Linked DNA regions of Homo sapiens: region 2 is linked to region 1. A link is an interaction called in ENCODE POLR2A ChIA-PET data of the cell type or tissue named here. Cell type or tissue: Caco-2. All regions are shown on one strand. Each heading gives the region's core, and the rest is flanking DNA. Links, peaks and the distances in the headings are about the cores only.

Evidence for each region. Peaks named below come from ENCODE experiments on the same cell type or tissue, not always from the same donor. Only the 100,000 strongest peaks of a DNase experiment are listed, where the experiment ranks them.
Region 2: POLR2A ChIA-PET joins it to region 1 with 5 read pairs; 2 of 35 experiments call an interaction of 5 or more read pairs at or near these places.

What each region holds. Positions count from the first base shown.
Region 1 is chr7:130,042,555-130,046,949 of GRCh38, reverse strand. All of the region lies in intron 2 of ZC3HC1 (zinc finger C3HC-type containing 1), which reads left to right. Among named protein-coding and RNA genes, the nearest start is that of ZC3HC1, 6.6 kb to the left of the region's middle. In Caco-2, for the core only: no CTCF peak of the experiment used is centred there; no DNase peak of the experiment used is centred there.
Region 2 is chr7:129,976,141-129,980,535 of GRCh38, reverse strand. The region is part of intron 1 of UBE2H-DT (UBE2H divergent transcript); the gene reads right to left. Among named protein-coding and RNA genes, the nearest start is that of UBE2H-DT, 25 kb to the right of the region's middle. In Caco-2, for the core only: no CTCF peak of the experiment used is centred there; a DNase peak (open chromatin) is centred at 2,705.

The DNA.
Region 1 (4,395 bases), core at 224-4,223:
GGGTGTGGTGGCATGCGCCTGTAATCCCAGCTACTCAGGAGGCTGAGGCAGGAGAAATTGCTTGAACCTGGGAGGCAGAGGTTGCAGTGAGCCGAGACCATGCCACTGCACTGCAGCCTGGGTGGCAGAGAAGACTCCGTCTCAAAAAAAAACTTATACTGGAATATTACCCAAATGAAAAAGTAAGCACATACCAGCTATCACATTGCATGTTTCACGAAGAGACATTAAACGTTATGTCATAAGTTTATTTAGAAACATACCTAGTGTGCTATATGCCTGACTTCAAGAATTTGATCCATTGTTTTGTTTCCTTTTTTCCCTTCAACTTTTTTTTTTTTTTGAGATGGAGTCTCATTCTGTCATCTAGGCTGGAGTACAGTGGTGCCATCTTGGCTCACTGTAACCTCCACCTCCTGGGTTTAAGCAATTCTCCTGCCTCAGCCTCCCAAGTAGCTGAGATTACAGGCGCCCGCCACCATGCCTGGCTAATTTTTTGTATTTTAGTAGAGATGGGGTTTCACTGTGTTGCCCAGGCTGGTCTCAAACTTTTGAGCTCAGGCAATCCTCCTGCCTTGGCCTCCCAAAGTGCCAAGATTACAGGCATGAGCCACCATGCCTGGCCTTTTTTTCTTCAACTTTTATCTTCAGTTCCGGGGTACATGTGTAGGATGTGCGGGTTTGTTACATAGGTAAACGTGTGCCATGGTGGTTTACTGCACAGATCAATCCATTGCCTAGGTATTAAGCCCAGCATCTGTTAGCTATTCCTCCTGATGCTTTCCCTCCCCCAACTCCCACCTCCAACAGGCCCCAGTGTATGTCGTTCCCCTCATGTGTCCATGTGTTCTCATCATTCAGCTCCCACTTATAAGTGAGAACATGTGTTTGGTTTTCTGTTCCTGTGTTAGTTTGCTGAGGATAGTGGCTTCCAGCTTCATCCACATCCCTGCAAAGGACATGATCTCGTTCCTTTTATGGCTGCATAGTATCAAAGAGATTGTGAGCTCAAACATCCATCTTAAGCCGTTGATGTCTTTTTTTTTTTTTTTTTTTTTTGAGATGGAGTCTTACTCTGCCACCCAGGCTGGAGTGCACTGGTGTGATCTTGGCTTACTGCAACCTCTGCCTCCCGGGTTCAAGCGATTCTCCTGCCTCAGCCTCCCAAGTACCTGGGATTACAGGCTCCCACCACCATTCCTGGCTAGTTTTTGTATTTTTAGTTTCACCATGTTGGCCAGGCTGGTCTCAAACTCCTGAAATCAGGTGATCCACCCACCTCAGCCTCCCAAAGTGCTGGGATTACAGGCGTGAGCCACTGCACCTGGCCCAGTTGATGTCTTATAAAGGAAAGTGCAGCAAATGAGATCCAAAGTACAAGTCATCATAATTAGTAATTGCCACTTGTTTTCCACTGAAAATGGCAAATTCTTCTCTGGGCTGTCATTTTGTCTCCTATAGACCATAGAGGTTGTGAAGCTGAGGATACTCTACTCCAACATGGCCAACATGGTACTGATGGGTAGCTCTGTGAAAGGAGCAGAGACTGAAGGCGGAAGAAATGTGGTACCACACCACGTCTTCTGCTTTTCACTACTTTATTCCCTGTGTGCAAGGACAGAAAGACTTACATGGTAATTTTTTACAGTGATTCTTAAAAATTTTTAAATTACAGACTTACAGAAAGGTTGCAGAGATTACAAAGAACCTTTTTTCCCTGAGCTATTTGAAAGTAAGCCACCAAAGTGATGTCTTACTACTCCCAAATATTTCCTACAAACAAGGACTTTGTCCTACATAACCAGAATGCAACCATCAAAATCAGAAAATTGACATTGATAAATTACTACCCTCCAATCCTCAGACCCCAGTTTTTCCATCAGTTATACTAATAACATTCTTTATAGTTGAAGTATCCAGTTGAGAATCACACAGTACATTTAGTTGTCATGTTGCTTTATTCTCCTTTAATCTGGAACATTTCCTCAGTTTTTTCTTGAATTTCATGATCTTGATACTTTTGAAGATTACAGAACAGTTATGTTGTAGAGTGTATGTCAATGACATTTGTTTGATGTTTCTTTGTGATTAGATTCAGGTTATGCAGGAGTGTCGTGAAGCAATGCTGCATTCTCATTGCATCCTGTCAGGTGACACGTGATTTCTATTTATCCCTTTATGGTGATGATCACTTTGATCACTTGATTAAGGGAGTATCTGGCATTTCTATTGTAAAATAACTCTTTCCTCCTTTGTAAATAAAAAGTACTTTGTGGGGAAGTTCTTTGAAACTTTGTAAATATCCCAGTCCTTATCAAACTTTATGTAATTGATTTATTTGTAGTAACATGGACTCAATATTTTCTTTGTTATTCAATGGGTTATAATTCATTACTATCATTATATATTTTGATACTCCAGTTGTTCCTTATTTAGTCAGTGACATCCCCCTCAGGTTGGCTTCTGTGGCCTTTTGACATGTCCCATAACCCATGACCTCTTTATTGCTTTCAGGAACAAGTTGTTCTCGGCTTATCTTGTATTTTTCTTGCCCCATCCCTGGAATCAGCCAATTTTACAAGGATCCTTGGCTGTTTTTCAGTGGAGAATGTTATTTAAAAGCTAAGATCTGAACTGGGCATGGTGGCACACCTGTAATCCCAGCACTTTGGGAGGCCCAGGTGGGAGAATTGCCTGAGCCCAGGAGAGACCAGCCTGGGCAACATAGCAAGATCCTGTCTCTATATAAATGCATGAATGAATGCCAAGATCTGGGTGCAGGGAGAACTCATAGCTAGTGGGATGCCACTGTTCTCAGGCCCTCTCAGAGGAAAAAGCTAGAAAATATATATGTTTATGTACACACACACAGACACACACATTCACATGTATACACACATCTAAATTTACATCCATTTCTCTCTATATTTTAAAAAACGATGAGTTCCTGCTGACATCTCCAGTTGCAATTGTACATCACAGGATTCATTCTAGTTTTCTCCTTTTCCCTATTTTTCCCTCCCATATTCAACACTGTGAAACATAATTTGTTATCCTTAATATATTTACTACTTTGATCAATCCCCTATATGTGCTTAATCTCCCATTTCTGCCATGCTGCCATCCTTTCTTGCATGAATCTCTCGTCACCCCATTTAGGTCCTAGCACTCCACACTTGGCTGCCCGCAAGTGAATGCCTGTTACATACCACTTTGGTTCTGACACCCTGGGCTGAGCTGCCTCTTCGCAGCCTCCTGGCTCTGACATCTTCCTTGTTCACCGCCTAATGGCTTTAAGACTGAATTGCTCAGGAAAGGGAAGGTATTTTAACCATCCTTCTACCATTATTTCTTGCATTAAATCTTGATTTTGATAAAATATTTAGATCCATTTCCTTTTTGTTCATTGGCTATAAATTGATCAACATTTTGGATATGATGATTATTTATTTAACCATTACTTTTATTCTAGATAATCATGGCTCCTTTAATATTTGTATCTGAATTTTGTTTTCCAGTCTTCATTCTTCCTTTGCTGATGTTGGAATGTCTTTCAAATTCCTATATCCCTTTATAAAAATGTATAACTTTCCTGCATCTTCTTTCATATTTTATCCTTTTTTTTTTACTGTGCTTTGTGAAATAAGAGCTCTTCAGGTAGAATTTTTCTTTTGAGACAGAATCTTGCTGTGTTGCCCAGGCTGGAGTGCAGTGGTACCATCTCAGCTCACTGCAACCTCCGCCTCCCAAGTTCAAGCGAGTCTCCTGCCTCAGCCTCCCCAATAGCTGGGATTACAGGTACATACTACCACACCCAGCTGATTTTTGTATTTTTAGTAGAAATGGGGTTTCACCATGTTGGCCCAGGCTGGTCTCAAACTCCTGACCTCAAGTGATCCGCCCGTCTCAGCCTCCCAAAGTGCTGGGGCCACCGCACCCGGCCCACATAGATTATTAAAAACTGAAGCTGGGCGAGGTGGCTCATACCTGTAATCCCAGCACCATGGAAGGCCGAGGAGGGCCTCAGGCGTTCAAGGTCAGGCATTCGAGACCAGCCTGGCCAACATGGCAAAACCCCTTCTCTATTAAAATTACAAAAATTAGTGGGGCATGGTGGCGCACGCCTATAATCCCAGCTACTCGGGAGGCTGAGGCAGGAGAATCGGTTGAACCCAGGAGGCAGAGGTTGCAGTGAGCTGAGCTCGTGCCATTGCATTCCAGCCTGGGCAACAGAGCAAGACTCCATCTCAAAAAACAAAACAAAACAAACAAAAAAACTGAGCATTTAATATTAAGGAGTAATAAATGTTTTAGGATACCTTTCCAAATACATACTTACAGATGCTTTTAGCTGTGTAAAACACATTCTCACACATCCCCATTGATACTAGCAAT
Region 2 (4,395 bases), core at 308-4,307, 66 kb after region 1:
GGGAAGCGGAGGTTGTGGTGAGCCGAGATCGCACCACTGCTTGCCAGCCTGGGTGACAAGAGCGAAACTCTGTCTCAAAAAACAAAACAAAAACAAACAAACAAACAAAAAACCCTTTGCAAAGTGTGTAAAATCCTGTACAAAGGTGAGATACTGTGATCATCATCTAGGGCGCCAGCACTGGGAGATGGGGCTTCTACTGTTCGTATCTGTGTAGGATTCCATGGCCCTATGTGACTTAGCTGCCTGACTAGGACCAGAGAGTGTCTCCTTGCCTATTTTCTTTTCTTTCTTTTTTTTGATACGGAGTCTCGTTCTGTCGCCCAGGATGGAGTGCGGTGGTGCAATCTCGGCTCACTGCAACCTCTGCCTCCCGGATTCAAGCGATTCTCCTGCCTCAGCCTCCTGAGTAGCAGGACTACAGGCACCGCCACCACACCCAGCTAATTTTTGTGTTTTTAGTAGAGATGCGGTTTCACTATGTTGGCCAGGCTGGTCTCGACCTCCTGACCTCAAGTGATCCGCCCGCCTCAGCCTTACCCAGCCATCCTTGCCTATTTTCTCAGCTTGATAATGATCCAAAGCAGTACCAGCTTAGCTAGTGTTTGACTGAAGCGAGAGAGAGAGAGAGAGAGAGAGAGAGAGAGAGAGAGAATGAATCAGAGAGAAGTGTGCAGACTTTGGTTTTAGGATTGGGATTTTGCAGGGTGGGTGTCAGAGGACTTGTATGATCAGTGCCTTACTTACCCTTCATTCAACAAAGAATGACTGTCAGGGGTTTGGTCTGAGCTCATGGAGAGAGGAGAGAAGGAAGATGAGAGAGGAGCATATTTGAGGGGGTGTCTACAGTTTTAATTTGACCACAGTTAAGTTTGAAATACTTATTAGAAATGCATGGGAAAGGCCGGACATGGTGGCTCATGCCTGTAATCCTACCACTTTGGGAGGCTGAGGCAGGCGGATCACGAGGTCAGGAGATTGAGACCATCCTGGCTAACACGGTGAAACCCCGTCTCTACTAAAAATACAAAAAATTAGCCGGGCATGGTGGTGGGCGCCTGTAGTCCCAGTTACTCGGGAGGCTGAGGCAGGAGTATGGCGTGAACCTGGGAGGCGGAGCTTGCAGTGAGCCAAGATGGCGCAGCTGCACTCCAGCCTGAGCAACAGAGCAAGACTCCGTCTCAAAAAAAAAAAAAAAGGCCGGGCATGGTGGCTCATGTCTGTAATCCCAGCACTTTGGGAGGCCGAGGCGGGTGGATCACCTGAGGTCAGGAGTTCGAGACCAGCCTGGCCAACATGGTGAAACCCCATCTCTACAAAATATACAAAAATTAGCCGGGCATGATGGCAATGCCTGTAATCCCAGCTACTGGGGAGGGTGAGGTGGAAGAATCGCTTGAACCCGGGAGGTGGAAGTTGCAGTGAGCCAAGATCGTGCCATTGCACTCCAGCCTGGACGACAAGAGTGAAACTCCATCTCAAAAAAAAAAAAAAAAGAAATAGTAGAGAAATCTTTCCCAGAAGGCCTGCAGCCACCTCCTCTTCATGTTTCAGAGGTAAAAAAAAAAAAAAAAATGCACATTTCCATTCTTAAACAGATCTCTAGCAAGATAAAAAGATAATCATCATTGTCTTTAGCACGGATCTATGTGGGGGTGGGGGTGGGTGTGGGAGGGCAGGGGAGTCAGTTTCCCACACAAAATTGGAATCCCAGCACTTTGGGAGGTCGAGGCTGGCAGATCACAAGGTCAGGAGTTTGAGACCAGCCTGACCAACATGGTGAAACCCTGTCTCTACTAAAAATACAAAATTGGCCTGGTGAGGTGGTGTGCACCTGTAGTCCCTGTACTGTAATCCCTGCACCTGTAATCCCAGCTACTTGAGGGGCTGAGGCAGGAGAATCGCTTGAACCTGGGAGGCAGAGATTACAGTGAGCCAACATTGTGCCACTGCACTCCAGTCTGGATGACAGAGACTCTGACTCAAAAAAAAAGAAGAAATAAATAAAGAAAGAAATAAAAACAAAGAATAAAATAAAATAAAATGTTCTTGGGGCCAGGCGTGGTGGCTCACGCCTGTAATCCCAGCACTTTGGGAGGCCAAGATGAGTGGATCACAAGGTCAAGAGTTCGAGACCAGCCTGGCCAACATGGTGAAACCCCGTCTCTACTAAAAATACAAAAATTAGCCAAGCATGGTGGCATGCGCCTGTAATCCCAGTTAGGAGGAGGGTGAGACAGGAGAATTGCTTGAACCCAGGGGGGTGGAGATTGCAGTGAGCCAAGATTGCGCCACTGCACTCCAGCCTGGGTGACAGAACGAGACTCCGTCTCAAAATAATAATAATAATAATAACAATAATGTTCTTAGCTTTAATTAGAACCACCTCAAACCTACTCACCTGGATTGGAGGGAGGCCCAATATTAACTATTCCAAGGATGGGTTCCACTCCCTTGGATCATCACTAACCCTGGGCACCTAGACAGGATCCCATGGACTCCCAGTCTTTCAGCACTTAGAGGCCCTGGTTGGCTTTCCTGTGGCTGCTCTGCCAGACAGAGCTGCTGCTTCAAATGCTGGTCCCCACCATCTCTCTGGCCATGGACGTTCCAGAGGATCCTGCAGCCTCCTAGTCCAGCTCCCTGCTCGTAGCTTAAGGATTTCTTCCACGGAGGCTGCCACTTCAGCATCTCCACCCCTCCCCCAGGCCCCAAGGCCTCTACCAACCTAGTTCTTCTTCCCCGTCCTTGAGCCTCTCCTAGGGTCTGGCTGCTTTCTCATTTCCAACCCCTGAACATCCTACAGCTGTCCGAGACGATAAAATCTAATCTTGCTGATAGATTACACAAATGACTCCTCACCTCCTGTGATCACCTTCTAGAGGAAAAGGTTTCCCAGAAATCAGAATAAAGGCCTGTGTACCACACTGGGAGGGGAAAAATACCTTTCATTCCTCCTAAGGCATCCACAGAGGTAAAAACAAACACGAGCTGATTCTCAGTAGATTATTCTGCTACATATATCATGTATGCATTTACATCTCAGCCTAACAAACAAAAAAGAAATGAAAGAGAGGTTTCACCTGTGCTGTAACTATGCATGTTTCAGTCTTCCTGTCAGCCTTAGAAATAATTTAAGGGGCTAGATGCAGTGGCTCACGCCTGTAATCCCAGCACTTTGGGAGGCTGAGGCAGGCGGATCACCTGAGGTCAGGAGTTCAAGACCAGCCTGGCTAACATGGTGAAACCCTGTCTCTACTGAAAGACAAAAATTAGCTGGGCGTGGTGGTGGGCGCTTATAATCCCAGCTACTAGGGAGGCTGAGGGAGGCGAATTGCTTGAACCCGGGAGGCAGAGGTTGCAGTGAGCCGAGACCACACCACTGCACTCCAGCCTGGACGACAGAGTGAGACTCCTTCTAAAAAAAAAAAAAAAGAAATAATTTAAGGACAGATACTCCATATTACCAATCTTTGTATTCTCAAGGTGGGTGCTTAATAAATATTGGATGAATGAATGAATTGCCTGTCTAATTTAGAACCCTCAGTACAATATCGTATTTACTGGCCACTTTAGAGGCTTAACTGCCAATATCTCTGTCATTCTATTACCAACAGAGAGCTGCTGATTGTCAGAGCATGATAGCAGCTCATCCTCCTAGACATGGGGCAAGTTTGCATCAGGTGAAATGTTTGTACTGGAATTTTCTATCGTTTGTGTCCAAATCTCTGCTACTTGTGAAGATCAGTTCCATGATTAGTCAATAGACATGATGTTCTTGATTCCAGAAAGTTAATAGCCAAAGTGTCAATTATTTAGCAGATGCAAACTTATCTGAGTTGTTTTTTTTTTTTTTTTTTTTTTTTGGATGGAGTCTTGCTCTGTCACCCAGGCTGGAGTGCAGTGGCTCAATCTCGGCTCACTGCAAGCTCTGCCTCCGGGGTTCACGCCATTCTCCTGCCTCAGCCTCCCAAGTAGCTGGGACTACAGGCGCCCGCCACCACGCCCGGCTAATTTTTTTTGCATTTTTAGTAGAGACAGGGTTTCCCCATGTTAGCCAGGATGGTCTTAATCTCCTGACCTCGTGATCCACCCACCTTGGCCTCCCAAAGTGCTGGGATTACAGATGTGAGCCACCACACCAAGATTTTTTTTTTTTTTTTAAACAGGTTCTTACTCCGTCACACAGGCTGGAGCACAGTAGCATGATCACAGCTCACTGCAGCCTCAACCTCACAGGCTCAAGCAATCCTCCCACCTCAGCCTCCTGAGTAGCACCACCATGTCCAGCTGAGTTTTGTATTTTTTTTAAAGATAGGGTTTCACCATGTTGCCCAGGTTGGTCTCAAACCCCTGGGCTCAAGCAATCCTTCTGCTTCGGCCTCCCAAACTGCT